Linked DNA regions of Mus musculus: all the other regions are linked to region 2. A link is a loop called in an ENCODE intact Hi-C map of the cell type or tissue named here. Cell type or tissue: left cerebral cortex. All regions are shown on one strand. Each heading gives the region's core, and the rest is flanking DNA. Links, peaks and the distances in the headings are about the cores only. Region 1 has its middle 85 kb from the start of Nat1. Region 2 has its middle 10 kb from the start of Tma16. Region 3 overlaps Marchf1 (membrane associated ring-CH-type finger 1).

Evidence for each region. Peaks named below come from ENCODE experiments on the same cell type or tissue, not always from the same donor. Only the 100,000 strongest peaks of a DNase experiment are listed, where the experiment ranks them.
Region 1: it touches region 2 in a loop (5-fold over the local background); 11 of 42 quality-filtered maps call a loop at or near these places.
Region 3: it touches region 2 in a loop (5-fold over the local background); 2 of 42 quality-filtered maps call a loop at or near these places.

Annotation. Positions count from the first base shown.
Region 1 is chr8:67,400,233-67,411,294 of GRCm38, forward strand. No RefSeq gene overlaps it. Among named protein-coding and RNA genes, the nearest start is that of Nat1, 85 kb to the right of the region's middle. In left cerebral cortex, for the core only: a CTCF peak has its summit at 5,955 (motif pointing left); a DNase peak (open chromatin) is centred at 5,946.
Region 2 is chr8:66,491,079-66,502,140 of GRCm38, forward strand. No RefSeq gene overlaps it. Among named protein-coding and RNA genes, the nearest start is that of Tma16, 10 kb to the left of the region's middle. In left cerebral cortex, for the core only: CTCF peaks have their summits at 4,836 (motif pointing left) and 6,385 (motif pointing left); DNase peaks (open chromatin) are centred at 4,844 and 6,357.
Region 3 is chr8:66,318,221-66,329,282 of GRCm38, forward strand. All of the region lies in intron 5 of Marchf1 (membrane associated ring-CH-type finger 1), which reads left to right. Among named protein-coding and RNA genes, the nearest start is that of Tma16, 160 kb to the right of the region's middle. In left cerebral cortex, for the core only: a CTCF peak has its summit at 4,976 (motif pointing right); a DNase peak (open chromatin) is centred at 5,040.

The DNA.
Region 1 (11,062 bases), core at 3,975-8,974, 910 kb after region 2:
GGGTAATCCAAAGAGAAACAGAAGTTGGCAGGCAAATTGTCTTACTATACCAGTGAAAGTTTCTTGGGCAAAAATTATCTATTAGGATTGATAAATTCAGTAAAGCTAGAGACTACAAGTCAATATACAGAAATATCAATAGAATTTCTATATATGATTAATCAATTTTAAAGCAGAAATAAAAAGCAATTCAATTCTCAATATATTTAGACAAAATATTTAAATCATTAGGAGTGCATTTAACCTCAAAAGACAGATCATTTATCTACTGGAAAATAGGAAATATTGCTAAGAAATTCTGAGTAGAATACACACACAAACACACACACACATATATCACACACACACATATACATATATATATAAGGTATATACATATATATATACTTCTTGATTTTAAAATACATTTATTAAAGCAGCATGATCCTGGCATAAAAAGAGACCAATATAAACATTTGTTAAGGTCAAAAGTGAATGTTTCACACATGTAATTAAATATCCCATTCCACCACAAAATTGTGACACTTCCTTTTAATAAAAGACTTTTTAAGATATGTCTTGTATATTGAATAAAAACCCTTGGATTATAGTGAATGGATGTAGTGATCAGTCTCTGGTGAAAACAAATACTGATAAGAAAGTTCCTGAAAACTCTTTAAATATACTTTACATACTTTTTAGATAAAAATTGTTACAACAATAAATGAATAGAATAGCCACATCCTAACATATGCAAGAAAGCATTAATTACCCTGAGTTTAATATATTATTATGTGCATATAATAATTAATAATATATATTTATTCAATTATAATATAGTGTACAAATATATATGGCTATAATATATACATATATATATATATACTGTGCTATTGTGCAGATGACATAGCACAAGGTGTAAATGACCTTGCCAGCAGGCCTGATGACCTGAGTTGGACTCCTGGTACTCACATGGCAGAAGGAGATAACCAACTCTTGCAAGTTGTTCTCCTACTTCCATATATGTGCTATGGCATGATTGCACATACACGTATGCACCAACACACACACAAATAAAAAGTACATACCATTCAAAATGCAATGCTACTTTTTATGAATCATGTGTACTAAATTACAATTTCAGATAACAGATTAGATAACCATACTAGATGTATGTGGTAAAATTCTAAAATGTTTATATTAATACATAAGTTAATATATAAGTTAATACATTCAGAACAGCACTACTTCAAAGAATGAATATGATGTGCGACATGAGGTAAAATGCTTAATGATCTATTTATAAAGCATTCCTTGGAATTCTAATCACAGACTGCATTCAGAATATGATAATCCAGAGCCAGGGTAGCATGACAAAACTGGAATGCATGGAATGAAGTGTTCGGTGGCACAGTTTTAAATGATGTTTCTCAGAATGCTACTTATATGCCATGGTGGTTTGAGTGTAAAACGCTACCTACCTATGGACTCATACATTTAAACATTGTGCCCCCAGATGGTAGCCTTTAGGAGGTATGTACTTGCCAGAGAAAGTGTGTCTCTGGGAGTGAGCCTCCGGTTGTATAGCCTGGATCCACTTCTGCTGTTGGAATACAGATACAGTACGATGGATCAGCCTCCCACTCCTGCTGTCTTGCCTTCTCCTCCATAATGAGCTGCATCATCTATGAACCTGTAAACCCTTTGTCTCATAAGATGCTTCCACAGGGATAGCTTACCACAGCAACGGAAAGGTAGCTAAGATAGAGAACTAAATGGTAAAGAGTGCTGTTACAGATTTGTATGTTAGGACATTTGTAAGATGCATGCTCTCTACAAGACTGACTGCTTACTGTTGGGAAGAGTGCTGTTTCAGAGAATGGATGGAGCAGCTGCACTAATGCATGTAATAAAATCATAGGTAATTTTAAGTGTTTTTAGAGCACACCTCATATGCCTTTTAGAGAAGTTATTTCCACAAATGCATGTGGTAACTATGCTCTAATAAGTACAAGGAAGCTACAAACACGTGTTTAATGATAGTGTATGAAACAGTTCATCTCAGATCTCAGGATCATGGTGTTATTTCTGATAATAGATTTAATATCTATACCACCGTGCAGCATTAAAAGCATGTACAAAGAACTAGAGAGATATCTCAATGGTTAAGAGCACTCATTGCTCTTGCAGAGGATTCAGGCTCAGTTCCCAACCCCACCTGGGGGCTTATAACCATCTATAAGTCCAGTTTCAGGGATTCAACTTGTTTTCCTGGCCCCTAAAGTCACTGTTTCATATTGCTCATACATGCTTTCAGGCAAAACACTCATGCATATAAAATAAAAATAACTAAATCTTTTTAAAAGCACACATTAAAAAGAATATTATAAAGTGTTACTTTTTAATCCCTTTGAGAGCATTATCATTTTTATGACTGAGTGTGAACATACTATAGTACGTGAAGTAGAGTATTCAAAGACATAGAGTACAGAATTTGCTAAGAACAGTATCATCTCCTGAAGGGAGGAAAAAATTCTAATGGATGTATTTCTTAACAACCAAATTACTGTTCTTGTGTAGAATCATGGAAAATGTGAGAATATACAGCATCACAGTGGGACAAAAAGAGGGAGGCTATCTGGCGAAAATATCACAATTATGTCTGGTCTCCCTGGATGAATAGAGGAAACTAGGAATGGGAAGAATGGTGGGGTCCATTAATCCTAGCTGCCAGCTTCTCACAGGCCCTGTTTTGTAGTGGCCAATACATCTCCCATACTGAGATAATCAACAGACTTTTTTCTTGCTGCAGAACCCCAGGGGTGAACAGATGTCAAGATGAGACTTTCCAGGAAGTACTGTGTGTTATTAGGGACCCAGACCTATCACTTATAAACTCATACATCTCACTTACCCACAAGTCACAGTCACTCAGCAACTACCTACACTTCAAACCAGCCATGTGCCTTCTCACACACAAGACCCCAGGGCCATTACCACCAGTCAGATTTTTTTTGTACCTAAGATCCATAGCATCCCAACCCTGTTTGAAGTGCTTCAAATCAATGCTACTCCATTCTGATTTTCATCTTTAACAATGGGAATTAAAACTTGGAAACGTGACTGGCCAGTCTAGGACTGCAATGATATTAGTATCTATGTGGCAGGCTCTCTGGTTTCACATCACAAGGTTGATATTTGAACAAGCTGGGCTTGTTCAAAATGAGTAATCAGGGATGAGAACTCAGCTATAATCAGTGCTACAGTCTTGATACAGGATATGGGCTGGCTGTCTCTGGTCATTGCTCTGGATATCCAAATACATGGAGAATCCTTTCCCAAAGCTCTAGGGAGGGACAGGAATATGAGCTAGCTTGCCAAGGTGATGTGTCTAATGCCCTAGGTATGGCATAAGCAATGAAGCCTTACTGTGGTGGCTTGAATGAGAAATGCTCCCCACAGAGGACTTTATTGGAACACTTGGTCCCCAACTGGTTTTAATGTATAGGTAGGTTATGGAACCTTTAGGTGCTAGGGAGTACATCACTGGAGGTGAGCTTTGAGTTTGTATGGCCTTGTTAGACTTCCTATTCCCTTTGTTTCCTGTTTATGAGTAAAGATTTGATCAGCCAGCCTCCTGTTGCTGCCTTCTTGTCAGACCCTGCCCTCTCCATCTATTACGGACTCTCCCCCTGGAACCATAAGTCAAAATACACCCTTGCTTCCTTGAGTTGTTTTTGGTGGTGGTATTTTATGACAGCAACAGAAAAGTAACAAACACAAGAGGCCATCGTTGAATCGTGTTCAGACATCTCTGCAGTCTTACCTTTTACCTGGACTGCCTGCATATCTGTACTCATTCGCATGCTAACCTGTGGACTAGGCTAAATTGCAATTATCTAGCTTTCAGGAACTCTTCCCTATAATAAGTTCCTTCCTAACAAGACTCTTTTAGTACCCATCCTAATTCCTGACAAACAGGTGATGTAACTACCACCCAGCATGCAATTTTGATTACAATTCTGAGGCCACTTGGATATGTTTTTTCCCCCAATTGTAATTCTAATTAGTCCCAAGTCATTGTGATTTTCTTTGTTCTTGACTATGTTGATTTTAATATTGGTTGGAATTCTTGCTATAAGTTTGTAGGATCAATAGTGAACTTTACCAGTATCCTGTCATTCCCCTCTTAGACTTCTGCTTGCTACTGTTTTAGACCCTGTGTGTCCCTCTGTCTCTTTGGATATGCTGAGCTAGATAGAGAAGTCTTCCTCATTCATCCTCACAATGTTACTTTGGGCAAGATCTAAAACTTTTGAGATCCCATTACTATTGACATTCCCACCCTCCATGGGAAAATCTGCCATTAGCCAGAAGGTTAAAGTCGCTTCTTCAAGTCCCCCACCTCCATCCATCAGCGAGGTGATCAGAGGCAACCCCAGTTGCTTATTTTCACCTTCTACCTTCTTCGAAACAGGATCTCTGGTTCAACACTGTGCATCCCAGGCTAGCTGGTCATCAAACTGGAAGTGGAATAAGAGATGTGCACTATCTATGTGGCTCTTTGTGTGTCCTGGATCTTCCAGCTCAGGTACTCGCCTGTGTGCAGTAACACTCTACTCACTTAACCCCAATACCAAGGCGTTAGTTTAAATTTTCTGTATGTGACTCTTTCACTCTGGGTCTTCTAATGCTACAGTGGCTGTACCTTCACCAATGGCCTCCTCTAGCCTCTTATAGGGCCAAGCCTCAGCTGCTCTCCATGACCCCTGCATGCCTTCAAAACCGGTACCATCTGGATGACTCACACTACCAAGTTCAGTTGACAGTGCAAGTTACAACCTCAGCTGCTACTGGAGCACAGCTTCTGTGTGATGACCCTGAGGAAACACTTCTCGGAAGATTCACCTCAGTGATGTTAGTCTCTTCTTAACCACTGCTAATTTTTCTAGCTCCAGCTAACCAAAATAAATTGCCCTAGAAACAAAAATGTTTCACTTCAATGCTGCTGGTCTGTTATTAATCTTCAGCTCCAGCTAATCAGAGGATCAGAATCCTAATTCAAAATAGAAAACGGTCCTAATAGAGTCATTTCTTTTATCTTAATGGCTTTTTGTTTATTTGCATCTGAGTTTACTTAACTTACTAACTAAATAGACACAATTCAGCATACAAATGATTTGCATAAAAAGAGATTATTACAAGTAGTAATATATATGTAACAATTCAAAGCTCTGTCTTTCAACTAGGACATACAGTGTTTAAACGTCCCTCTGAAACGTGACAGGCCAGGCCTCCATTGCTTGCATGATCCTCAACACTCTTATCCTATGAAGCAGCTCACTAAGCTTTGAACATTTCATAGCTTTTCTAGGCCAAAGTTCCATAGTCCTTCAACAAACCTCTGCAAAACAATACAGTTAGGTCTGTCCCACGATACCCCTCTATGCTGGTACCACATGTCTTAATTAGGGTTACTATAGGTGTGATGCAACACCATGACCCAAAGCCAAGTTGGCAGGGGAAGGGTTTACTTGGCTTACACTTCTTATATTGCTGTTCATCACTGAAGAAAGTCCGTACGGGAACTCAAACGGGGGGAACCTGCAGTCAGGAAGAGTTACAGAGGCCATGGAGGGGTGCTGCTTACTGCCTTGTTCAACATGACTTGTTCAACTTGCTTTCTTATAAAACCCAGGACCAGCAGCCTAAAAAAGGTACAATCTACAATGGGCTGGGCACGCGCCATCAATTAGTTTGGTGTTATGGAGGCATTTTCTTAATTTCGGTTCCCTCCACTCAGATGAATTTTAGTTTGTGTCAAGTTGACACACGGTGCTCACCGCAGCCACTGAATAGAAAATCGACCTCTGTAGTTAAGGGTCTGTCTTTTCCATCAAGTCAAGGTTTGGAAACCAGAGCTCTTCTTCGGAGTCATAAATCTAATAAAATTGAGCTTGTACTGACATCTTGTGGCCATTTTGAGCTTCACAACTCGGCACTAATTCTGCAGGGACAAAGCATCTGCTTTGGTAACTAACCACTTTCGGATGGTTTGCCCCATCCGAAGTTTTAGAATTAAAGAAAGGGAGGCTGGTTTGGGTTTATTTGTTGGCTTGCTCACTGTTCATTCATTTGTTTCCATGGCTCTGAGAAGCTTTAAATATGGCTAGGAAAAGATTGCTCCCTTCCTTGTAATAGTGTGACATGAGCAGAGACTTTGTGATCTTGCCCCTAAACAGGGTGTTTTTAATGTCACACCAAACAGCTTGCCAAACCCTAATGATCACTTTTAGCACTCTTGTCTGTAAGGGAAACCCTGAATCTTATACTCCTAGGAGGAATGAAGAACGTAGAACCATCACTAAGGAATTCTCTGATATTTCACCAACCCTACAGTACCTGCACTGTAGTGAGAGATATAGCCTAATACTGCTGGCTGCAGCAGCCAAGATCTCTTTGGAGACCTCTTTTCAGTGATGCTGGGATTTTGATTTCCCTGCAAAAGGGATTCCAGGACCTGTGAGCTTGGAGCTAAGTCAGTGTTTAAGGTAAGCGAAGACTTAGTATCACCATTTGGTGTTTTCACAATAGTTCTATATGTGATTTTGTCACTTTTGAAATGACATTCTTCAAAGTACTTAAAAGATTAAGTTAAAATGTTTGGGTATACTTCTTGTTTGAAGAGATCCTCTTTGTTAAATGAGACTATAGGATGGATAGTTTGTGTCAGTTACACAGTTTTGCTGACAAGAAAGGAGTGATAGTAAGACAGAAGTTAGGAATACTGAGTCCTGCATGGCTAGGTGTAAGGGCCAGCACAACATGGTTCCTGCTCCCAGAACAGAGCCATCAGGGTATATGCTTCCATGATGGTCAATGGTTGCTGCAGCAGAAGGCTTATTTTTATATTTCACTTGATGTTCCTCCTTCAAGGAAGGTCCTCGCTGTTATAAAGTGAATGACTCCATGATAATTAGAACAGGAGTCCAGGGTATGTCTGTGTCTTTAGCAAACACTGGTAAACACTGGGACCTTCAGGACAACCTTTAAGGCTGTAAAAAAGAACTCTAAAAACTCGAGTAGGAAATATATAATGTCTTAAATGTGTAAAATATAAGGGTACAATATGAATTCTATAAGGAGCTTCCCAGATATATAAGGAACAAAGGAAGCTGAACTATGAGCCAACTTGTCAGAAAGATACTAAGGAAGGAGATAAAGAGATTTAGGAAGTGGTGATTGCAGTAGATCCCACCCAGGTAAGATTTTTGTTTATGCTTGCAAGGGTAGACAGATGCCTGAGTTCGAGGTCAGCCTGGAACAGAGAAAGGTTAAGCCCAAGCATAGTAGAAATGTTAGTTTCAGGGTAGGGTTCCACTCAGCTACCTTATCATTTGTGCTTAACAGAAGCAGGAAGCCCTCTGAATTCTTTTGCTATGAAGGACGTCATGGTGTGTGCTTTGAGTGTGAACATGGCTCCACATCTGCTAGGAGTCGTCTCAGAAAAGCACAGGTCTGCAAGTGGAAAAGGGGTAAAGTCAAACTCAAAGACCATGTAAATTATAGCCTTAAGCACAGTTCATTTCTGTGGTAATAGTCTTGTTTGCAATAGCTCTTAAATATGGAAGTATACTGTGTCTCTGGGTGATTTTCACAGTAAGGGTGTTGTTTTTGTTGTTGTTGTTGTTGTTGTTGCTTTACCTTGGTTTGTTTTTTGTTTAGATGGTCGTTTTGCTGTATAAGGGCCCTGGCTATCCCGGAACTCCATATATAGACCAGGCTGGCCTCAAAGTCTAAGATCTACCTGCTTCTGCCTCCCTATTGTTGAGATTAAAGGCTTCTGCCACCACTGCCCAGCTGTTAGTTTTGTTTTACTTGGGTCAATTTTTTATGTTAGTGTTTGTTCTTTATTGGTTATTTTATTTATTTATTTATTTATTTTTCAAATGTTGCCCCCTTCCCAGTTTCCCCTTAGGGGAAAAAATCTTTTTTTATGTTAACGATTTTTCTTTATTGGTTATTTTATTTTATTTTTTTTCCATTTTTTATTAGGTATTTAGCTCATTTACATTTCCAATGCTATACCAAAAGTCCCCCATACCCACCCACCCCCACTCCCCTACCCACCCACTCCCCCTTTTTGGCCCTCGCGTTCCCCTGTACTGGGGCATATAAAGTTTGCATGTCCAATGGGCCTCTATTTCCAGTGATGGCCAACTAGGCCATCTTTTGATACATATGCAGCTAGAGTCAAGAGCTCCGGGGTACTGGTTAGTTCATAATGTTGTTCCACCCATAGGGTTGCAGATCCCTTTAGCTCCTTGGGTACTTTCTCTAGCTCCTCCATTTGGAGCCATGTGATCCATCCATTAGCTGACTATGAGCATCCACTTCTGTGTTTGCTAGGCCCCGGCATAGTCTCACAAGAGACAGCTACATCTGGGTCCTTTTGATAAAATCTTGCTAGTGTATGCAATGGTGTCAGCGTTTGGATGCTGATTATGGGGTGGATCCCTGGATATGGCAGTCTCTACATGGTCCATCCTTTCATCTCAGCTCCAAACTTTGTCTCTGTAACTCCTTCCATGGGTGTTTTGTTCCCAATTCTAAGGAGGGGCATAGTGTCCACACTTCAGTCTTCATTCTTCTTGAGTTTCATGTGTTTAGCAAATTGTATCTTATATCTTGGGTATCCTAGGTTTGGGGCTAATATCCACTTATCAGTGAGTACATATTGTGTGAGTTCCTTTGTGAATGTGTTACCTCACTCAGGATGATGCCCTCCAGGTCCATCCATTTGCCTAGGAATTTCATAAATTCATTCTTTTTAATAGCTGAGTAGTACTCCATTGTGTAGATGTACCACATTTTCTGTATCCATTCCTCTGTTGAGGGGCATCTGGGTTCTTTCCAGCTTCTGGCTATTATAAATAAGGCTGTTATGAACATAGTGGAGCATGTGTCCTTCTTACCAGTTGGGGCATCTTCTGGATATATGCCCAGGAGAGGTATTGCTGGATCCTCCGGTAGTACTATGTCCAATTTTCTGAGGAACCACCAGACTGATTTCCAGAGTGGTTGTACAAGCCTGCAATCCCACCAACAATGGAGGAGTGTTCCTCTTTCTCCACATCCACGCCAGCATCTGCTGTCACCTGAATTTTTGATCTTTGCCATTCTGACTGGTGTGAGGTGGAATCTCAGGGTTGTTTTGATTTGCATTTCCCTGATGATTAAGGATGTTGAACATTTTTTCAGGTGTTTCTCTGCCGTTCGGTATTCCTCAGGTGAGAATTCTTTGTTCAGTTCTGAGCCCCATTTTTTAATGGGGTTATTTGATTTTCTGAAGTCCACCTTCTTGAGTTCTTTATATATGTTGGATATTAGTCCCCTATCTGATTTAGGATAGGTAAAGATCCTTTCCCAATCTGTTGGTGGTCTTTTTGCCTTATTGACGGTGTCTTTTCCCTTGCAGAAACTTTGGAGTTTCATTAGGTCCCATTTGTCAATTCTCAATCTTACAGCACAAGCCATTGCTGTTCTGTTCAGGAATTTTTCCCCTGTGCCCATATCTTCAAGGCTTTTCCCCACTTTCTCCTCTATAAGTTTCAGTGTCTCTGGTTTTATGTGAAGTTCCTTGATCCACTTAGATTTGACCTTAGTACAAGTAGATAAATATGGATCGATTTGCATTCTTCTACATGATAACAACCAGTTGTGCCAGCACCAATTGTTGAAAATGCTGTCTTTCTTCCACTGGATGGTTTTAGCTCCCTTGTCGAAGATCAAGTGACCATAGGTGTGTGGGTTCATCTCTGGGTCTTCAATTCTATTCCATTGGTCTACTTGTCTGTCTCTATACCAGTACCATGCAGTTTTTATCACAATTGCTCTGTAGTAAAGCTTTAGGTCAGGCATGGTGATTCCACCAGAGGTTCTTTTATCCTTGAGAAGAGTTTTTGCTATCCTCGGTTTTTTGTTATTCCAGATGAATTTGCAAATTGCTCTTCTAATTCGTTGAAGAATTGAGTTGGAATTTTGATGGGGATTGCATTGAATCTGTAGATTGCTTTTGGCAAGATAGCCATTTTTACAATGTTGATCCTGCCAATCCATGAGCATGGGAGATCTTTCCATCTTCTGAGATCTTCTTTAATTTCTTTCTTCAGAGATTTGAAGTTTTTATCATACAGATCTTTCACCTCCTTAGTTAGAGTCACGCCAAGATATTTTATATTATTTGTGACTATTGAGAAGGGTGTTGTTTCCCTAATTTCTTTCTCAGCCTGTTTATTCTTTGTATAGAGAAAGGCCATTGACTTGTTTGAGTTTATTTTATATCCAGCTACTTCACCGAAGCTGTTTATCAGGTTTAGGAGTTCTCTGGTAGAATTTTTAGGGTCACTTATATATACTATCATATCATCTGCAAAAAGTGATATTTTGACTTCCTCTTTTCCAATTTGTATCCCCTTGATCTCCTTTTCTTGTCGAATTGCTCTGGCTAATACTTCAAGTACTATGTTGAAAAGGTAGGGAGAAAGTGGGCAGCCTTGTCTAGTCCCTGATTTTAGTGGGATTGCTTCCAGCTTCTCTCCATTTACTTTGATGTTGGCTACTGGTTTGCTGTAGATTGCTTTTATCATGTTTAGGTATGGGCCTTGAATTCCTGATCTTTCCAGAACATTTATCATGAATGGGTGTTGGATCTTGTCAAATGCTTTTTCTGCATCTAACGAGATGATCATGTGGTTTTTGTCTTTGAGTTTGTTTATATAATGGATTACATTGATGGATTTTCGTATATTAAACCATCCCTGCATTCCTGGAATAAAACCTACTTGGTCAGGATGGATGATTGCTTTAATGTGTTCTTGGATTCGGTTAGCAAGAATTTTATTGAGGATTTTTGCATCGATATTCATAAGAGAAATTGATCTGAAGTTCTCTATCTTTGTTGGGTCTTTCTGTGGTTTAGGTATCAGAGTAATAGTGGCCTCATAAAATGAGTTGGGTAGAGTACCTTCTACTTATATTTTGTGAAATAGTTTGTGCAGAACTGGAATTAGATCTTCTTTGA
Region 2 (11,062 bases), core at 3,884-8,883:
TCCCAGAGTTCCTTTCTCTCTGTTGGTTGTCCCCCTTCTAATCCTGCCTCAGTTTATTGGTCATCAGACTTTTGTTTTGACGGATCCAAAGATGCCTTCAGCAGGGAAAAAGGACAGAGACAGATCTTCACACATGCATATAAACATAATCCTTACAGTAAGAAAGGGTAATGGTGAGGCAGGAAGAGGCCATGCTCTTCAGACTACTTCCTGCTGCCTGGGGGCATTGTCATCTTTGGGACCCTGTTGATCCTCACAATCTCCAGGCCACATTCAGGAGGCTTGAGCCTCAGGCTCTGTGACTAGTGGTTGGTAGTCTTGTAACAATAACAGATTAATCATTTGATTAGAGATTTTTTTTAAAATTTCATTGGAGAAATGCAAAGAAGAAATTTATAAAGCAGGGTGCAATATTAAACGCAGGAAAAAGAAACAGAGTCAGAAAGAGCTATATCCACTTCCTTATGGGCTTCTCAAAGGGTTGGAAGCATTGTTCCTTACGGTTTGTGAGATATGCTTAATGTTGTTGGATTCTGTTTTTTACTATACCCAATTGATTGACATAGAAGCAGCATTCCTTTTGGAGGGAGAGACTAAGACTGTTTCAGCTGTAAGAAGATCTAGTCCCTGTCGGTCTTGGAGTACCACGGCAGTCAGAGAGTCAATTTTTCCTTCAAAGGTGAGTGTGGTTTGGACCACCAGCTGGAGGTCCTGGATGAACTGGGGAGAAAACTGATGACTCAAGGTCAAGAAAGTGTCATTCCTGCCATCCCAGCAGTGACACCAAGAGGGGCAAGATTTGAACTGTGCTTTTATTATATTGGGCCGCTATTGCATCTACAGTCAGAATATGCTAAGAGCTCTTCTCCATGTATCACCCCCAACTTGAAAAAGGGAAATACTAGTGGCCTGCCCTCCCTCAGGGCAGTTGATATGTCATCAACTAGCTGCCAAAACATGACACAATTCCACTGTCCACATGAGTTGCATACCATCCCTATACACACACATGTCCCTTCTATCCCCTTATCGCAAGCCAGTTCTTATTCTCCTTTCCCCTCCACTCTTGCCCAGATGCAGCCTCCACATCACCCCCCCCCCCACCCTGCCTCGAGATCTGTCTCATGGTGTGACTTTGTGCCACCTGTCACTTAGATCGTAGCACTAACATCTAGAATTTATAAAGAACAGCAAAAATTAAACACAAAAGACCAGCCTGCAAATCAGCAAACAGACCGACCAACAGACCATTTCAATGAAGAAATATAAACGGCTAGTAAGTATGTTAGGAGAGTCTTCAATGTCCCCAACCATTGTGGAAATATTTCTTCAGTCCAGCATTACTCCTGTGAAATCTCATGGGGACTTGTTTTGTTTTGTTTTTTAAATTTCTCTTCCTTTGTTGATCAGCTTTTTCTTTTCTTTTTTCCTCTTTCTTTTTTTGTGGAATTACTTTTACAATTTTTGTTTCCTGGGCATTGGCATTCCCTTACACATCCCTTACACATCTTCTACACCCCTTTTAAATTTCCAGCCAGCATTTTATTTTATTTTTTTAATGCTGTATGAGTACACTGTAGCTGTCTTCAGATACACCAGAAGAGGGCATCGGATCTCATTACAGATGGTTGTAACCCACCATGTAGTTGCTGGGAATTGAACTCAGGACCTCTGGAAGAACAGTCAGTGCTTTTAACCGCTGAGCCATCTCTCCAGCCCTCCAGGCAGCATTTTTATTATCTGGCTACGGAACATTTTGCCCTCCATCTTCTAGTCCTTATAAAATTCTTCATCTTTATTTAATTTTTCCTGCCACATATGAGGCTTCTAGCGTGACTTTCTTTTTACTATTTTGTTTTATAAATACTCATTTCATCATATAATTTGTCTGTTGTCACCTTCATTTCCTTAATCTCTTTGTATGTGTCTGTGTGTATATGTGTGTATGTGTGTATATGTATGTATGTGTGTATATGTGTGTATGTATGTATGTGTCTGTGTCTGTGTGTGTATGTGTGTATATGTATGTTTGTATGTGTGTATATGTGTGTATGTGTGTATATATGTATGTGTCTGTGTGTGTGTATGTGTGTATGTATGTATGTGTCTGTGTGTGTATGTGTGTATGTATGTATGTGTTTGTGTGTATATGTGTGTATGTATGTATGTGTCTGTGTCTGTGTATGTGTGTATGTGTGTGTACGTATGTATCTGTGTCTGTGTGTGTATGTATGTGTCTGTGTGTGTGTATGTGTGTATATGTATGTGTGTATGTATGTATCTGTGTCTGTGTGTGTATGTATGTGTCTGTGTGTATATGTGTGTATAAGTGTGTGTGTGTGTGTATGTGTGTGTGTGTGAGAAATCCTGAGCCACCATGCTGTGACAGACTGTAGGAATGCTCAGACATCCATCCGTGAAACAGCATCCCATTGTTTTGCTTTCCATGTGAATGTTTAGCAGGCTTGGCAAATTGAATTTCTGATTAAAACACAAAACAAAACAAAACAAAACAAAACAAAACAAAACAAAACAAACAGAGCAGAGCAGAGCAGAGCAGAGCAGAGCAGAGCAGAGCAGAGCAGAACAGAACAGAACAGAACAGAACAGAACAGAACAGAACAGAACAGAACAGAACATTGGCTAATTACAGAGGAGCGTACATCAGTTGAGGGCCCCTGAAGGAATAACACCCAGAAGCGAAATGCACCACAAAAAAGCAAGAAAGAAAAGCTGGTACCATTGGACTTGGTTAGTCAGACGGAATCAAGACTTCTAGAGAATCTGACCCGTAGTTGACTTTTCTTGGACATTTAAAAGCAGTGGAACATTTCAGGGGCAGCGGGGGTGGGCAGGAGTCTCCACATGACAGTTCTCATAACGAAGCTTCCGGGGTGGATGTATTGAAATTCCCTTGGGACATATCCCACCAAGCAAAGAACCTGAGGCCTCTATCACAAGACTGGAGTCTACTGGGCTGGAGATGGCTGAGAGGTTAAGGATGGATTCTACTCACTGGCAAACAGTGCTCAGGGCTAGGACTAGAGGAAAGATGTGTGATAAGCACGACCGTGGATCCTATTAATGTCGGATAGAAAGTACACAAGGCCACTCTCACAATGATGAGTTCTACTCACTGAGAGAGAAAGCACAGGATTACAGGCTAAACAATTCTCAGGATTTGGGGGAAATTCAGGTGGACACTGCTGGTTCCTAATAGAATAGCAAAGCCTCACCAGGTTGTTTGACGACTCCAGCATCCCAGGTGACCAGGCATCATTCTTCCTTCCATTGAAGAACCCCACCCCCCACCCCACCCCGTCCCGGTATGCTTTAATAACTGTTTTTTTTTCCCAATGCTTACTCTGTATTGTGTTTCCTATAGCAATCCAACTTTCCTTTGAAGATGATTTCTTTCTCCCCTAAAAGTTGCTAAGTCAGCTGGGCTAGCTGTCCAGTGAACCTCAGAAGCCTGTCTGCTTCTGCTTTCCCAGTGTGGGGATTACACAGCTTTCTACATTTCTGTCTCTTCTGGGAACTGGCTTACATGGAAAGCATTGCGTCAATCTAACTATTCCCCTAGTGCTGGAACACCATCCCAGCACGCAGCTGTGTGAGGGGAATTCTGAGTGCTTGTGAGGAAACTCTAAGAAAACAAGAGCCTTGTGACCTCAGCTTTTATAAACCATGGGATTGTTCTTGGAATGTGCTTTTGTCACCCTTCCATGTGCAACAGATAAGAGTGAGATGACTTCAGAGTATTTGTTACAACTGAATATTGTTATTTGTTTGTATGCCTCTATAGAAAAAGATGTTTTCACCAAGTGCAGCTGGTCCACTACGTGTGGCTTGCCTTCCTGACTGGGCACTTGACTCATGTGACCGCTCTTAACCCCTGGAGTATAAATTGTCTGATTCCCTGAGTAAAGTTGATATTGCATAAGACTTTACTCTGCCTCATTTATCAGCTCCATCCTCCCAGGTCTGCCTCTACAGCAGAACACCCTAGTCCTCATTTATTTCTTTGCTAAAATGTAATATTTTCCATTGGTGTTTTAAAAGTAATTTCATACCCCTTGCTAGATATAGTGGTTTAAATGAAAATGCCCCCCCCCCATAGGCTCATAGGGAGTGGCACTATTAGAAGGTACTTCTTTGTTGGAGTTGGTGTGGCCTTGCTGGAGGAGGTGTGTCACTGGATATGGACTTTGAGATTTCAGACGCTTAAATCAGGCTCTCTCTCTTTTTCCCCCCTTCCCTCCCTCTCTCCTCCTCTCTATCCCCGATGTCTGTGGATCCATATGTAGACTCTCAGCTACATCTCCAGCACCATGTCTACCTGTGTGCTGCCATGCTTCTTGTCATGATGAAAATGGACTAAACCTCTGAACCGGTAAGTCAGCCCCAGTGAAATGCCTTTCCTTATAAGAGTTGCATGTAGTCTTGATGTCTCTTTATAGCAATAAAAACCCTATCTAAGACACTAGACTAGCAATATGTATCTTTACACTTCGGAATTTACATGACAATAGAGAAGTAGATACCGATATAGACAGATTGGTGGATCAATAGATACGTCTGTTCCAATTAGTCATAGGGCCCATGCTTGTCAACGTTTTGTAACTTTCTGATGTCACAGGTTTACTATGCTAATTTTCTTTGGACTTGTAACATTAAACTAACCTTGTTGATGGACTCAGCAACCAGGTCTTCTCCTTTGTGCTACAAAAAAAGTTTCAAACTGACCACATATGCATCCTTCCTGGAGAATCCAAAAACAGAAAGGTAATTCAGTCCGGCCTCAGAGAAGAGAATACTGGAGAAAGCCCGCCCTCTGCTGGTCGAGAGTTGGAGACGGCGCGTGTACAGTACAGATCCTGCCACCTCCCACCCAGCAGTGCTGCATCTGCCCTGCTCCCTCACCCTCTGATTTAGCCTTCCCAGCAGCATCTTGAAAGTACGACTGAACTCCCAACAGCTTAGTCCTTCCAGATCCTGTCATTTTTGTTTAGTATTGATTTTTAGCAAAGTCTGATCGACTCTGTCACTTATTTTTTTTTAAAATTGTAGAAGTGTAACTTTAATTTCTTCAAAGCCTATTTATAATGATGGTTCTTAAATACTTTAACCCACCACCCACCAGAAATAGTGGAAAAGAAAGGATACAGAGAAGTGGACCTGTTTAGAAATGGTTCTTTGGAGCAAATCCTGTCTGTCTCGTGAGGAAATCAGCAGCGGCATCTCGATCCACTCACAAAGACTTCAGAGATATACCAGTAGTCCAGTTCAGTGGTATCAGGATAGCATCAGCAGTGGCATAACCTAGCAGGAACAGCCAGGCCTCCATTGAATCGGCAAGAGTCCGCAGGAGGTATTCAGACCAGCAGGGACACCAGGAGAAGTTCTCCACTATGCCTCTCTTGACAAAGGGAAGAGCAGTGAAGACTGGAAACCAACAAGGGCTGCACAGCTGGCATTACCAGCAAGGCTCAAGCTTAGCCAGGCCAAGCCTCCAGTTCCTCTCACAGTCCAGAGTCCTTTAATACTTCCTCCAAGCATTACATGTCCTCCACGTGTCTTACCTCAGCATGTGAGTCTGAAAATACAGTGAGGCAGACCAATACATGTGTGCCATTATCGAACAAACCTTCATCACATGTCCTTTCATGGGCTTGCTTTAGCAGAACAACCTTTAACATGTGTCCACCTCAGTGAAACATTCCTTCACGTGTTTGCCTCAGCAAAACACCATCCAACACAACTGACTTTCCAAAGAATTCTTAAGTTTCCACTTCAGAGAAGTCCTTTATATTTTCCTCATAAAATGATTCTGTATTATATCTGAATAAAATAGTAACTTTTCTTATTGCCTGGCTATTATCTTTTCTTTCTGGAAATTGAAAGGGGTCTTTTAATGGAACTAAAGGGAATATTTTAACTAAAGATTTGCTCCTATGGTTACTTCAGTGCAGACTGGGGCATTTAGCTCAAAGGCACAGTAATGCCCAACCCCCAAATTTACATATCCAAATCATTTAAGTATAGCACAAGGAAGTCCTTTACTAGATAGCCATTTAGAACTTGCTATCCTGAGGAAGGAATGGAACACCTGTTAACCATAGATACCACAGGAAAGACGAATGCTGAGCTATAAAAACCACAAACCACTGCGACTCTTCTGAGCTCTCCACATGATTCTCACTGTGCTTCTGTGGGGCATCACTGAGATGCCTGGCTCCAAACCACCTCTCTGATGACCCTATCTCCACACCCGTCCTTGAATCAAGAAGACATCATGCATGTATGTGAGTTGACTTCTTTAACAGGAGCAAATCTGCCAGTGCTTCTCCCAAATAAGCTGTGTGTTAGTGCCACCTTGTGGTCAAAAAGTAAATCCCCAGAACTCACTATACAAAGTACGTGTAATAAAAAACTAAAACTAAAACTAAAACATTTTGCTGCTGCTTTTTAAAAATTAATTAGATCTATATGCACCTATGGGGAAAACTCCGTAGACTTGCTAATCATAAAACAGTGTATAACAAATTTCACTTACAGTAGTATGAGGAATCTCAAAAAGCTACCTGGAGGCAACTGCAACAAACTGTTCATAATCTGGAAAATTGGGTCCCAGAGAGGGAGAGCTCAGAAGTGGTCTTTTTATTTCTCTGCAATGTCTGAGTTCAGGGACAATTTGTACTCTAAGTCCATTCTATCTGAAAACTAGATGGAGAACAGTTGACTTTGCTCTTCACGATGTTAGTGATAGGTTGATGCAAATGGGAATGTGTGAGTTGTGGGTTGAGGGTGTCTTAGTCCCTGTTCTAATGCTGTGAAGAGACACCATAACCAAGACAACTCTTATAAAAGAGAGCATTGAATTAGGGCTGGTTTACCGGACTAGCCAAAGGGTTAATCTATTACCATGTTGGCAAGTGTAGTGGTAAGCAGGCAGGCATAGTGCTGAAGAAATAGTTGAGAGCAGGCTGTAAGAAGAGAGAAAAAACAACAGAGCTTGGTGTGCACTTTTGTAACCACAAAGCCCACTCCTAGGGCCATGCCTCCTCCAGCAATGCCATACCTCCTAATCTTTTCCAAATAGGTCATTAACTGGGAGCTAGCCATGTAAATGTAGGAGGTGCACTGCAAGAATTTGTGTATCATTAACAAAGGTGGCAAGAGGCTCAGTTGTTAGGAACACTTACTGCTCTTTCAAAGGTTCAGAGTTAGATCCCAAATAGGTTGGGCCTCTCACAACCACCTACCTGTAAATTCAGTTTCTAGGGACCCCATGACCTCCTCTGGTCTCCACACATGGGCACCTGCACACATGGGTATATATAGACATGCAAAATTACTTACACACACACAAACACACATTAATAATAACAAATCTTAAAGGAAAAATAAGATGACACAATGTAACTTATAGTAGTGTATCTATAATCACAGCTTCTACAATGAGGTGGGTGTCTGGGACAGAAAATTTCCCAGGAGTTCACAGGCCAATGAATCTGTTATTCACAGCCATAAAAAAACAAAGATATCCTGCCTCAAACAAGGTAGAAAGACAGGACTAATACTTGAGGTTGCCTTTTGACATCCACATGTGGAGTGTAACACCAGTACTCACACTTACATACATGGAATATACAAATATACTCTCTCCTCATTCTTTCAATCCCAGTCTCTCTCTGCACACACACACACACACACACACACACACACACACACACACACACACACACACACGAGCATGTACTGGTAAAAAAAAAAAAACACTTCGACATACAAAGGAAGTTCAAATTATCCTTTAAAATTAAAAAAACATTTTGTTTAAGGGTAGCTCTGCTAAGCATAGTAGGAAAAATTCAGATGAAGTTCGCTAAGTTTGTGTTACTGTCAAATTTGAAGAAAGTTATAAACCTCTCTGTATATCTTCAGCAATTTATGAAGACATATTAAACTTCTAAATTGTATTTTGAGTCTTGGAAGTAATGAACATATTGTATGAATACTAGCCCCCGTTGCCTGGATTGTATTCTCCAAATCCATGTGTGGAAGTTCTAATTAATGATCCCTCAGACTATGAATCCCCATTTGGAAATGGAATGTTGCCTTTGGTGTCAATTCTAATGAACTCATGCTGGAGAAGGGCAGGCTCCTGTTCCAAAGTAACGGGAATGATTATAAAAGGAAGTCTCAACTCAGATCCCTGTAAAGGGATATGTACATATCTATATGGAGATTAGCATTAGAATCAGAAGATAAATTTGTTTAGCATTCTCCCTGCCCCTCCATCCCCGCCGCCAAAGAGGACACGCTGACTCCTAACCTCTAGTACATTAGAATGCTAACTTACTTGGAGATCTTTACAGAGACTTAGTCCAGTCTCTCAGAGGCAATAAAGTTGAAATAATTGGGGTGGGCCCTAAGCCAACATAACTGATGTCCTTATAAGAATAGAAAATTAATTGGGGAGATGTCTCAGTCAACAATGTGCTTGTCTTGCAAACACAAGTTCTATCCATAGAAATTTAAAACAAAAACAAAAAAAAACCAAAATAATAATAATAAAAACAAACAAAAACAGCTTCACATAGTGGTGCACTGTTGTAAAGCCAGAACTTGGGAAGCAGAGCCAGGCAGATCCCCGGAATCACAGATCAGCCATTCAGATTACTTGGAAAGTTTCCGGCCAGTGAGAGAACACGTCTTCAAATTTATTTTTCCAAAGAAGGTGAAGAGAACTGAGGAATGAGTGAGTCCTGGGGTTGCTATCTGACTTTTTTATACATATGTGCGTGTGCATGCTCACCCCTATACACATGCACACACACACACACACACACACACACACACACACACACACCATATGCCCATGCACACACATGAAAGTTGAAACCTGGAGATGAACACAAAAGAAGAATATAAAGACACAAGGTGAAGCATGTTACTTCTAACCTTGGGAGAGAGGCTAACACAGATCTTTCCCTCACAGCTCCCAGAAGGAGCCAGCCCTGTCAAAACATGGATATTTGACTTCTCATTTTCAGATAGGTGAGGCCTTAAGATTGTGCTATAAGCCTTTCAGTTTGCAGCAATTTATTATAGCATCCACAGCAAATGAGGACATTCGCCAGTACATACTGTGTTTATTATCTGTTTCTATGAAAGATTATGTGAGATAAATAACTGGGCCTGTGGTGAGGCCGAGCATCATTGGTGCTTATGAACAGTGGAGCAAAGATGTGCATTGTTTAGTATCCAGGAAGAGAAGAGGAAGGAGGAGGAGACTGCAGACAAAATATATCCTTCAAGGACATGCCTTCATGGATCTTTTTTCTCCAGCTGGGGTCTGTATCTTAAATTTTCTATACTGCCTCTCAATGACCAAATAAGTTATAATGTAAATCCTCTATGGTTATATCAATTGATCAAAGTGGAGGAGCCCAGGTAGATTAGACCCTATGATCTAATCTACCCCTCTGAACAATGTTGTACTAGGAACCAAGCCTTCGACACAGGTCTTTGAGGGAGGCAGTGTCTCAGATTCAAACCATAAAGCATTTCCACAGCTTTCGTCATTCCTGTTTACAACCTTGTAAGTAATTCTGCTTGTACTGAAATTTAATGTGTAATAACAACCTAAAAATGTTGTAAAAGAATTCCCTTGATCATTTGACTTATATACAGCCCCAAAGCTTCATTTTCCCTCCATTCATCACCTCACCATCTTTCTTTACAAGTAGGAGAACAATTTTCCAAAACTTGACTATGATCGAGACACTCTGACAATGAAAATCTCTCCGTTGCACATTGCCCTTAAGCCAAACTCAAGAGAACAAAACAAAACATCAAAACAACCCACTTGGCTGTCTCTCAAGGCCTCTTGAAGATCCTTTTTCCTGCTTTACTGCTCAGTGGTTCTCAGTATGAGTCTCTCATTCCTAGCCAGAATGCTCTTTCCCCATTTTAACTCTGCTCACTGACTTTCTGTTAAGTTTACACAAGCAAAATCCTGCCTGTTCCAGAAGGCTAAGTCAGACATCCTTTCCGCAGTGACACTTTCCTGGTTAGGAGCTAAGAGAAAGTCCATTGCCCTGTTTATATCTGACCTCCAAAGGCAATATCGATAACTGTGCCCACCTTCCTCTGGAGGATGAGGGACCTTGCTGGAGCATTGTACAAGGTTGTCATCTGTCAAGTGTGCAATAAAGAAGTAAAGTTCTCCCTAGTTAATGAAAAATCCACCTTTCTTTCTAAAGCATTACTTTGGAGATACTGTTTTAGACTTGAAAATACCATAAATAAATAGCTATGTGTTTACACAGTATAGACAAGTTAACTACTAAACACACATTCAGTAGAAATCACGAATTGTCCATCGACATTTTTTTATTCCCTACCTCCTGCTCCACGTGTTAACAAACAGAAACCAGTCAGCCACATTTCCCAATCCATCCATCCTGAGTGCAGTTTGGTCAGAAAGTTTTCTTTAGAACAGGATGAAAAATAAAGTGTCTGACTTCCTGGGTAACTTCCTAGAAAAGTAATAGGTTTTCCTTGTAGTCTTTGTTCCTTGCAGTGGTGGGCCAAATGAACATGGTGGTTTCAGTTTCACAGAAAAGAGCAACACGTGAGCCAAAAGACTTGGGAAGGAGGCATGGAACGCCAGGCACCATAAACAGAACCCCCACAAGCCAGGACCCCCCTCCATCCTCTGGACATTTATTTATTCAATAGAAAAAAAATACACTTAAATTTTTCTTGAGCCAAACCCACTTTTCCCCCTTTTGGTCATTCCATTGCTACAGCCATATACCTTGAAAAAGGTACCAAAGCACAGTTATAAAATTCAAACATTTATGCTGAACAAAGATGCTGAAAATAACCTTCCTCAGAAATTATTCTCAATAGTCATTTTGATTGATTCAACTGAATTTCAACAGAGAACAATAGCCAGTGTTTCTAATGATAGCGATTAGTCATTCAAAAAAATGTTAATGCCCCAAGTAACCTTTGTAAGAAGAGAAGCAGTTGTTTGATACGCTTTAGAAAA
Region 3 (11,062 bases), core at 2,412-7,411, 170 kb before region 2:
AACTGAGGTCAGCAGACTCTCCAAGCAGCACAGCCAGCCAGTCGTATAGCTGGCTCTCCTAGAGTGTCGTGTTTACCAGCTCCACTGTACAGGTGCCGGTTGTTATCATGTAGAAGAATGTGAATCGATCCATACTTATCTCCTTGTACTAAGGTCAAATCTAAGTGGATCAAGGAACTTCACATAAAACCAGAGACACTGAAACTTATAGAGGAGAAAGTGAGGAAAAGCCTTGAAGATATGGGCACAGGGGAAAAATTCCTGAACAGAACAGCAATGGCTTGTGCTGTAAGATCGAGAATTGACAAATGGGACCTAATGAAACTCCAAAGTTTCTGCAAGGCAAAAGACACCATCAATAAGACAAAAAGACCACCAGCAGATTGGGAAAGGATCTTTACCTATCCTAAATCAGATAGGGGACTAATATCCAACATATATAAAGAACTCAAGAAGGTGGACTTCAGAAAATCAAATAACCCCATTAAAAATGGGGCTCAGAACTGAACAAAGAATTCTCACCTGAGGAATACTGAATGGCAGAGAAGCACCTGAAAAAATGTTCAACATCCTTAATCATCAGGGAAATGCAAATCAAAACAACCCTGAGATTCCACCTCACACCAGTCAGAATGGCTAAGATCAAAAATTCAGGCGACATGGATGTGAAGAAAGAGGAACACTCCTCCATTGTTGGTGGGATTGCAGGATTGTACAACCACTCTGGAAATCAGTCTGGTGGTTCCTCAGAAAATTGGACATAGTATTACCGGAGGATCCAGCAATACCTCTCCTGGGCATATATCCAGAAGATGCCCCAACTGGTAAGAAGGACACATGCTCCACTATGTTCATAGCAGCCTTATTTATAATAGCCAGAAGCTGGAAAGAACCTAGATGCCCCTCAACAGAGGAATGGATACAGAAAATGTGGTACATCAACACAATGGAGTACTACTCAGCTATTAAAAAGAATGAATTTATGAAATTCCTAGCCAAATGGATGGACCTGGAGGGCATCATCCTGAGTGAGGTAACACATTCACAAAGGAACTCACACAATATGTACTCACTGATAAGTGGATATTAGCCCCAAACCTAGGATACCCAAGATATAAGATACAATTTCCTAAACACATGAAACTCAAGAAGAATGAAGACTGAAGTGTGGACACTATGCCCCTCCTTCGAATTGGGAACAAAACACCCATGGAAGGAGTTACAGAGACAAAGTTTGAAGCTGAGATGAAAGGATGGACCATGTAGAGACTGCCATATCCAGGGATCCACCCCATAATCAGCATCCAAACGCTGACACCATTGCATACCCTAGCAAGATTTTATTGAAAGGACCCAGATGTAGCTGTCTCTTGTGAGACTATGCCGGGGCCTAGCAAACACAGAAGTGGATGCTCACAGTCAGCTAATGGATGGATCACAGGGCTCCCAATGGAGGAGCTAGAGAAAGTACCCAAGGAGCTAAAGGGATCTGCAACCCTATAGGTGGAACAACATTATGAACTAACCAGTACCCCGGAGCTCTTGACTCTAGCTGCATATGTATCAAAAGATGGCCTAGTCGGCCATCACTGGAAAGAGAGGCCCATTGGACATGCAAACTTTATATGCCCCAGTACAGGGGAACGCCAGGGCCAAAAAGGGGGAGTGGGTGGGTAGGGGAGTGGGGGTGGGTGGGTATGGGGGACTTTTGGTATAGCATTGGAAATGTAAATGAGCTAAATACCTAATAAAAAATGGAAAAAAAAAGAAGTATGCAGAAACGTGAAGGGTGTCGTCTCACTGCACTGGAGCTAGCACAGTGGGTGAAGATGCCAAAGCTGTTGATGCTGCCAACTTGTGTTCAAACCCCAGAAGGCACAGTGGAAGGATAGAACTGAATATAAGCTGCCCTCTCACCTTCAGAAGCACACTGTAGCATAAAGCATAAACACACACACACATGGACACATGCACATGCAAGTGCAGAAAGAAAAAGTAAACATATAAAAAATATTTTTAAAGTCAAAATTGAAGACCAGTCTTTTGCACCAGTGAGACAGACAACAGACAAAATAACAGAGGGGAGACACTATGATCAAGACAGTGGTTCCCTACCCCCTCCCACAGAAGGCTCACCTCTTGTCCTTGGATTATGCTAACCTCGCTAATTTCCTCAAACCCGGGACACTGAAAAATTTGCAGTAGTGAGGGACTGTGTTCGCCCTCTCCCCTGGTTTTTACTGCAAATAAAAACAGATCATTCTAGCTCAAACATACACACACACACAGGCACGCACGCACGCCCCCACACACACACAAATGTCTCATACTAGTAAATATTGATGAAGAAATCAAAATTAACCTCACTGAGAAATAGGGAAAATTGTCGTCCTTTGCATATTTGCTTATTTTGAGTACCCGACACACTGGTAAATCTTCTGACCTAGAGATCTTTAAGAGGATAATCTTGAACAATTACAGACCTCAGGATTTTGTGAAGTCTGAGGCATGTGGGTTGCAGCTCTTGCACACAGGAGCCTGTGATGGGTGGCTTGCTGAAAAGTGTGTAAGGAAGAGAGAAGACAAACTTAGTCACACAGAGAATATAGAACCTGCTAGATTTTATCCAGTAATTGTGGGAAACTACAGAAGCAACTTGGTGGAAAATGACCCTGCTAGGTGTATGTTTTTAGATTTTGCTCTGGGCTTTGTGTAAGACCATCCTCTGACAACAGTCAACTTATGCGTTTTTCTCAGAAAAGTCTTCACTGTGTGCTTTGATTCTGTTATAGGTCTATATTTAAAATGGCATGCCCTCTTTTAACATTTTCTTTCTCATCTCCTAATATTTCTCCATATCCTAATATTTTTGCGTTGAATTATATTTTGCTAGAATTTTAATTGTTTGTATTTTATTTTAAAGATGAGTTAATGTATACTGACATCTATGACTGCAGTACATTAAAATATGTAAATAAAATATTTACACATATATTAATAACAACTTATTATAACTGCATTAACTAGATTCATATTGCTGATAATATTATTCTAGAAAAAGCAAAGAAATGTTTATTAAAATATCTGGTTATAGATATTTTGTACTAAAATGTGCTGTAAATTGACAATGAGCTATTTATTAGTTATTGCTTTAGAAATATTGCTTTAAAACACTTAAATATTATTAAAACTTAAGTCTGAAAAATCTGTAATATTTTATATTTAATTACCTATAGATACAGCTGCTTCTCTGGTATTCATTTAAATTTATTGTTTTTATTTGATAGGTAAAATTTACTTCTCTTTATTTAAATCCATAAAATTAACTTGGGCCAAAGAACTTTGATGCTTATTTAGCAGTTAGATTTCCTCAATTTATTGATATCTTCCTATTTGCCAGGATGAAACCATTACCTGAGCATACTAATAACTGCTTGCTAGTCTTCTCCCATTTTATTCATGATTTTTTATACTTTAAGCACTTAATTTTGCTGTTTTTCTTGTTTGATTTTAACTGGATACCAGCAATTTTGTCCTCTTTGTCTCTTTCTCCTTTTCTGTCTCATCCTTGCTCTCTTTCTAACTTTGGCTCTCTCAGTCTCTCTGTCTCTGTCTCTCTGTGCATTTCTGTCTCTCTCCCTCTCTCCCTTGCTCTACCTCTAACTTGAGCTCTCCCTCTCTCCCTTGCTCTAACTCTAACTTGAGCTCTCCCTCTCTCCCTTGCTCTAACTCTAACTTGAGCTCTCCCTGGCTCCCTTGCTCTTCACTCCAGGATTCTCTCCTCACTTCTTCCTCCCTCTGCTCTTGTTCTCTTCTTTCCCCTTTCCTTTTCTTTCTCCTTACCCTAGCCACAATAAAATTTACTGAGAAATTTCTCAGCTTTTCTCCCTGACACTTGTAGCACCTCTATCTATTTTCCCTTTAGTTGTATTCACTGGAGCATCTATTCCACGAGGGATCTCATTGTGTAATTTTGCCAAAATTTCTGAAGTCTTAAATGCCTAATGATAGTTTAATGTTTCCCCAGTTAAACAGTAATTCAACTGGATATAGTCCCATATACTAAAATTGTTACACCACCAAATCTTACTCATCAAATGTGTGACAAAATGATTGCTAAGCTTATAGAGTAGTTATCACATTCTGGATGTTTTTGGACTACTGTCACTGTCTTAGTTGGAGTTGCTATTGCTGTGGAGAAACACCAGAAAAACATTTAATTTGGGCTGGCTTACAGTTTCAGAAGTTTAGTCCATTATCATCATGGCAAGAAGCATGGTGGTATGCAGACAGACATGGTCCAGGAGAAAGAGCTGAAAGTTCTGCATCTTGATCTGCAGGCAAAGAAAGAGATCATATGCCACACTGGGCATAGCTTAAGCATATAAGACCTCAAAGCCAACTTCTATAGTGACACACTTTCTTTAACAATCCCACACCTCCTAAGAGTGCCACTTCCCCTGGTTGGCATTTGAAAACATGAGTCTATGGGGGCATACCTAGCCACCACAGTCATATCTTTGATGTTACTAAACCTTGCTATGGAGACTGAACAATATTTTCTCTTCTCCTTTGTACTTAGCCCTCTTCTAGTTCTCTCAAAGTATGGTCATCCTTGAAGGCTATCTGCAATATTGTATCTAATGTGCATCCTTCTATACTTTCTTTCTTTGGAACAACCATATAGAAAAATTTGATTCCTTCCATTGTGTCTGCTGTGCCAACTACTGTGTTTTCAAGTTTAATATTTTCAATTCTATGATTTATTTTCTAGCTTCTTATTCGTGGTATCTTACCTTTCCCCTAAACATAAATATTCATATTGTACTAGTCTGAAAGTATATTTCCAGTTATTGTTCTCTTATGCTACATTTTCAACTTCAACCTTTCTTCTATAATCATATATTAATTAATCAGGCACTCTCCTGTTGATTCTGGAGTTCCAGTTTCTCTGTAGGCATCAATTTCCTCCAGTTGGTGGCGCTGAGTGCATGCTCAGGCAGGGCTGGGGATAAGTATGATGGCACTAAGTCCCAAACACTCAAAGCACTATTGATAGCCTCCATTTGATGTCACTACTCCTGTAACTCATGTCAGAGATCTGCAGGAGCCATGGCAAGGAGACTACCTGCAGAGTAGACTGTTAGAATAATGCTTAATGGTCCAGGGACCTAGGATATGAGAAGTTAGAGGTTTAAATGCCTGAAGACCATCTTATTACTCCACCCATAACTTCTGTTTCCTTTTTATTTGTCTCTTTATAGCCTATGTCTCTCTAAGCCATTCATTTTCTGGGTATCAATGTGACTTTGTCATGGAAAGAGAAAGGAATGGTTATCTGAGGACAAAGAGAAGTATCAAAGGCCTTTCTTTAACAGCTCGAACAATGGCCAGGCTAGGGCGAGGCCTTTGCCAAGAATAGATAAGATGACAATGGTGGCTTATTTGTGTTTCCTGTGGGCTGCTTTAACTGTATGTTTGAGGTAGTGGGTGTGGCTGGAAGCTCACACTGCTTTTCCTTCATGAAAAGAGTAGGTGTTTTGTTTTTTACCGTGCTTCTCTCATATTTCTTTGATTTGAATCAACATTATCCACTTTCTCCAGCTCTAATTTATGATTATATTCACAGCAGATTCCAAAAGTAATATTTAATACATCAAGCCCTCCCATGGCTTATGACAGACACTGTAAAAACACATTTGGCTTATGTCCAATGCTGCCTATGAATTTTTATGTCTGATCACAACTTACTATCTTCCAGTTTTGTTTTTAGATATGGCAATACCTCATCTACTCTTTTCAGTGAATTCATGGAATATCTGATTTATGAATGCTAAAATGGAAAATCTTACCTAATATTTGCTCTATTGCCATTTTGTCTATATATAGACTACTACAAAGGTCTACATTTTATCAGTGAAAACAAACTATATGAATACAAAAAAATAAAAAGACAACAAAGGAAAAGGTAGATGGGAGGAGTGGGAAATGGAATATGGAGTGTAAAAACTAAATTAAAGATAAAATAAAATTAAAAAAATAAAAATTAAAAAACGACAAAGCAGTTAAAAAAATAATATTTAATCTCTGTGTCTAGACATGTTTCGTATGCTTTTTTTTAGTTAGCTATTTTCTTCTATTTGTTTTATCCTATTCTGGTTTGTTTGTTTTGATTTGATTTAGTTTGATTATCTTCTATTTTATTTTAATTATTTGTTTTATTATTTTTTCTTTTTATTATTTATTTTAATTAATTTAAATTTATTTATTATTGTTTAAGTTAAAATTTTAAATTAATAATTTTTATTTTTGTATCATAAGCAATGGGCATGTTTTATACATTAAACATTACTTTCAGAATCTGTTGTGAATATAACTATGAATCATTATTTTTAGTATTATTTACTGTTCATTTTCTAACACAAGAGAAAATGAAAAGGTGTAGATTTGGATGGAAGGAGACTTGGGAAGGACCTGGGAGGAGTTGAGAGAGGGGAAACCATAATCACAATATACTGAAGGAAAATATCCATTTTGGGTAAAAGAAAAAATATTTCAAATGACTATTAAAAGTTTATAGACCCTAAGCTATTCAACTTTAAAATAAAATGAAATACTGATCCAACTATGAGATAATACATTCTTGGGGTAAATTAGTAGTTACTTAGTGGACTTCTAGTTAAATGTTAAATAGATGGACATTAAGCAAAATCTTTGACAGGTAACTTTATGTCTCAGAAAGTGTTCTTAATGAAGAGATAAGTGTCACTGACTTTACATTGTTGATTTCCACCTGTTGTGTACTCTCTGTTGACGGTAAAGTACTAGGTCCCTAAAGATATCTAGTTCCTAATCCTAGAAATCTGTGAATATGTTGTCTTCTGTGACAAAGCATTTGGAAGAAAGTTCATGAAACTCGCAGACAAATGGATGGAACTTAAAATATCACCCTAAGTGAGCTAACTCAGTCACAAAAGAACACACACGGTATATACGCACTAATAAGTGGATATTAGCCCAAAAGTTCGGAATAACCAAGATTCAATTTACAGACCATATGAAGCCCAAGAAGAAGAAAGACTAAAATCTGGATACTTCAGTGCTTCTTAGAAGGGTGAACAAAATACTCACAGGAGGAAATATGCTATCAGGGTGTGGAGCAGAAACTAAAGGAAAGACCATCCAGAGACTGCCCCACCTGGGGGTCCATCCCATATACAAACCTGGATGCTATTGTGGTTGCTGGGAAGTGCTTGCATGTGACTGTCCCCTGAGAGGCTCAAAGGACTGAAGGAGCCGAAGAAGTTTGCAACACAGAGGGGGAGCAACAGTGTCAAGTAGCCAGACCCCCCTGGAGCTCCCGGGGACTGGACCACCAACCAAAGAGTACACATAGAGGGACCCATTGCTCAGGCTGCATATGTGGCAGAGGATGGTTTTGTTGGACATCAGTGGAAGAAGCCGCCATTTGGCCTGAGGGTGTTCAATGTCCCAGTGTAGGGGAATGCTATGGCAGGAAGACAGTAGTGGGTGGGAGGGTGAGGGAGCACCCTCATAGAAGCATGGGGAGGGGGAATGGGATAGGGGGTTTCTGAAGGGGAGAGTAGGAAAGGAGAAAACATTTGAAATGTAAATAAAGAAAATATCCAAAAACCAAAACAAACAAACAAAAACCCAAGATTTTGAGATGGAAGGATTCTCCCAAATTATCTCAGTGGACCCAGTGCAATCACAAGGGTTATTACCCAGGGAGACAATAGAGATGTCAAAAAAGAGACATGTAGCAATAGGACCAGAAATTCTTTTTCCATTTGGAGAATGGACATGAACAAGGGGGTTGACGTGACTACTAGCAATAAGAAAAGGCAAGAAAGAGTCATCACAGGAGCCACGAGAAGGAGCACAACCCATTAGCACCTCCAGTTTAGATTTGATCTCCAGAATTTTAGGGAAAAAAATCGGAATTGTTTTAACTCCAAATTGTGATAATTTTACAAAATAACAGAAGACTTATACAATGTAAAATAGTAAAAGTTTTGGAAAAATCAATTACAAAAGTTAAACTTTTGACACATCAAATGTATGAGCGTTAAAATTACTAAATTTATTAAATGTATAATATGAATATGATGATATAACGTGCTTGTAGTGTGTCATTTATCTTACTAAACAAAGTGATAACAGTTAATTGTAATTACAAAGATCATTACTAGCATTGATTATATGCTTGTGCTCCAGAAATTTTTTTAACAAATATTCATGAATCATCTCAGTTATTGCTTCTTCAATGAAGATATTATTGTCATTTTACCAATTAAAATGTTTGTCCATGATGACTCAGTAAGAGTTGCTCCCTGAGCCTGCACTTTGTACTCTGTGTAAAAACAACCCTAGGTTAATCAAGTCAAACATTTCAGCCACAGTGACTCTCACAGTAGAAAACAGATTTATTTTCTTCTTTCCTTTATCTAAACAATTAACTTGAATACACTTTAAATTCACAACAGATAAATTTTAAAAGAACATAACATTAAAAAGTTTTTAAAATGTGTTGAGATGACCTTTAAAAACATACTGGCCAGTGTCATTTAATTTTAGAAAGAAAAGCACATTTCTTCTTTCAGACGAAATTGCTGAGGGTTTTATACAAATATATAATTGTGTAAGAGGGAAATCATATGCTGACCTGCTTGATTACATTCCATTCAAAATTCTGCAAATCTAGCATATGGTGATTAAAATATCTGTACAGTTACTCATAAATTACAAAGAAACGCGTTAGAAAGTACAAAATAAGAAATTGACCTAAAATTTAACCTTGAGGAGTGGGAGATGTCAAATGTCATCTACGGTTCACCTTAGAACTACCTAGGGGAAATATAGATGTACAAAAATTAAATGTAGGCAAGCAGAATACTAAACGTCCTAATTCTAGTCCTCAATGAAAAAATAGAAAGTCACTACTGATTTACATCATGGCAGTGGTTAAGGGTTACGTGTTTTGAAGCTGTCAGAATATCAATATACTCTCAATTATTCTCAGCATTGGAGCATCTTGTTATTAATTGTATTTCCTTAATAGCAGATTTATGAAGAAACAATTATAATCATAGAAGGAAATAGAGCACAAGAACTTTTTGTTTGCTCATTCATTCATTTATTTTTAATTAATTGATTAATTAATTCACTTTATATCCCAACTGCAGTTTCCCCTCCTTTCCTCCCAGTTCTTCCTGCACAACACTCCACAAACCCCCAAGAATCCACCCCACCCTCCCTACATGAAGACCAAGTTACAAAACTATAACGTATGCAGAGGGCCTGGGTCAGTCCCATTCATGATCCTGGTTATCAATTCAGTCTCTTTTAGACCCAAGTTAGTCGATCCTGTAGGTTTTCTTGTGGTTTCTTTGACCCCTCTGGTTTGTAGGATAGAATCTTTCCTCCTCCTCTCCCATAGGATTTCCCAAGTTCCACCTAATGTGTGGCTATGGGTCTCTACATCTGTTTCCATCAGATGCTAAATGAAGCCCTCCCTAATGATGGTTATGCTATGCTCCTGTCTACAAATATTACAGAATATTATTAATATATCAGGAATGATCTCTGTCTCATGGCATGCATCTCAACCTGGACCAGTCATTGGTTGTCTATTCGCTCAATTTCTGCTTCATCTTTATTCTTGTTTATCTTTTAGGTAGGACAAATTGTAGATCAAAGGTTTTGGGGCTGAGTTGGTGTCATAGTCTCTCGAATGGAAGTCTTCTCTGGTTACAGGAGATGGCCAGTTCAGGCTCCATATCCCCCGTTGCTAGGAGTCTTAGCTAGTGTCATCCTCAGATTCCTGGGAGTTTCCACTGCACTAGGTTTCTACCTTGATCCAGAGATATCCCACCCATTCTATTTGTCTCTCTCAGTCTCTCTCAGTCTCTCTCAGTCTCTCTCAGTCTCTCTCTCTCTCTCTCTCTCTCTCTCTCTCTCTCTCTCTCTCTCTCTCTCTCTCTCTCTCTCTCTCACCTAATTTCTCCTGTTCCCATCTTCACTCATACCCACAAGAAGTCCCTTACGCCATCGACCCACAATATCTATTCTTTTTCTCTTTCTCAAGTTCACCCTTGTTCCCTCCTTGTAATTTAGTTTCTTTGGGTCTGTGGAATTTAGCATGGTTATCCTTTACTCTATGGCTAACCACTTATAAGGGAGTACATACCATATTTGTTCGTTCTTGGTTACCTCACTCAGGATGTTTTATTTTTTCCTAGTTCCATCCGTTTCCTGACAAATTTCATGATGTCATAGTTTTTAAAAGGTCAGTAATACTCCAATGTGTTAATGAACTACATTTTCTTTATCCATTCTTTGGTTAAGGGCCATCTAGGTTGTTTCCAGGTTCTGGCTAAAGCTGCTATGAAATAGTTGAGCAAGAATTCTTGTATTATGGTGGAGTATCCTTTAATTTACATTTCCCTGATGGCTAAGGATGTCTGCCACTAGAGATTCCCCTGAGAGAATTCCATTTAGATCTGTACCCCATTTTTAAAATTGGGTTATTTGGGTTGATAGTGTCTAATTTCTTGAGTACTTTATATATTTGGGATATCATCCCTCAGTCAGATGTGAGGTTAGTGATGATCTTTCCCCATCCTATAGGCTTCTCTTTTGTCCTACTGAGGGTCTCCATTGCCTTACTGAAACTTCTCAGTTTCATGAGGTCCCTTGGATTCTAGTGCTTGAGCTATTGGTGTTCTAGTCAGTAAGGTGTCTACTGGAGACACAAAATCTTTTGCAATGGTAAATAGTGATCATTTTAGTTTATATTGATATCTGTTCCTCATAGGGAAAGATTCATTATGTATCCAACTGTTACAAAAGGGAACTGGGCAAACAGATGCATAAATGCTCTAGGTTACTGGAAGGGAAAGGCCTGGGGCAGTGAACAAGTGACCCCAGAAGAAATGAAGACAAAGACATTCCTGTATTTCAGCTGGTTTGTAGGTCACCCTGACCCTTTCCTTGTCCAGGTGCATGAGAGGAAATACTCAAAGACTCAGAAGGAATCTAG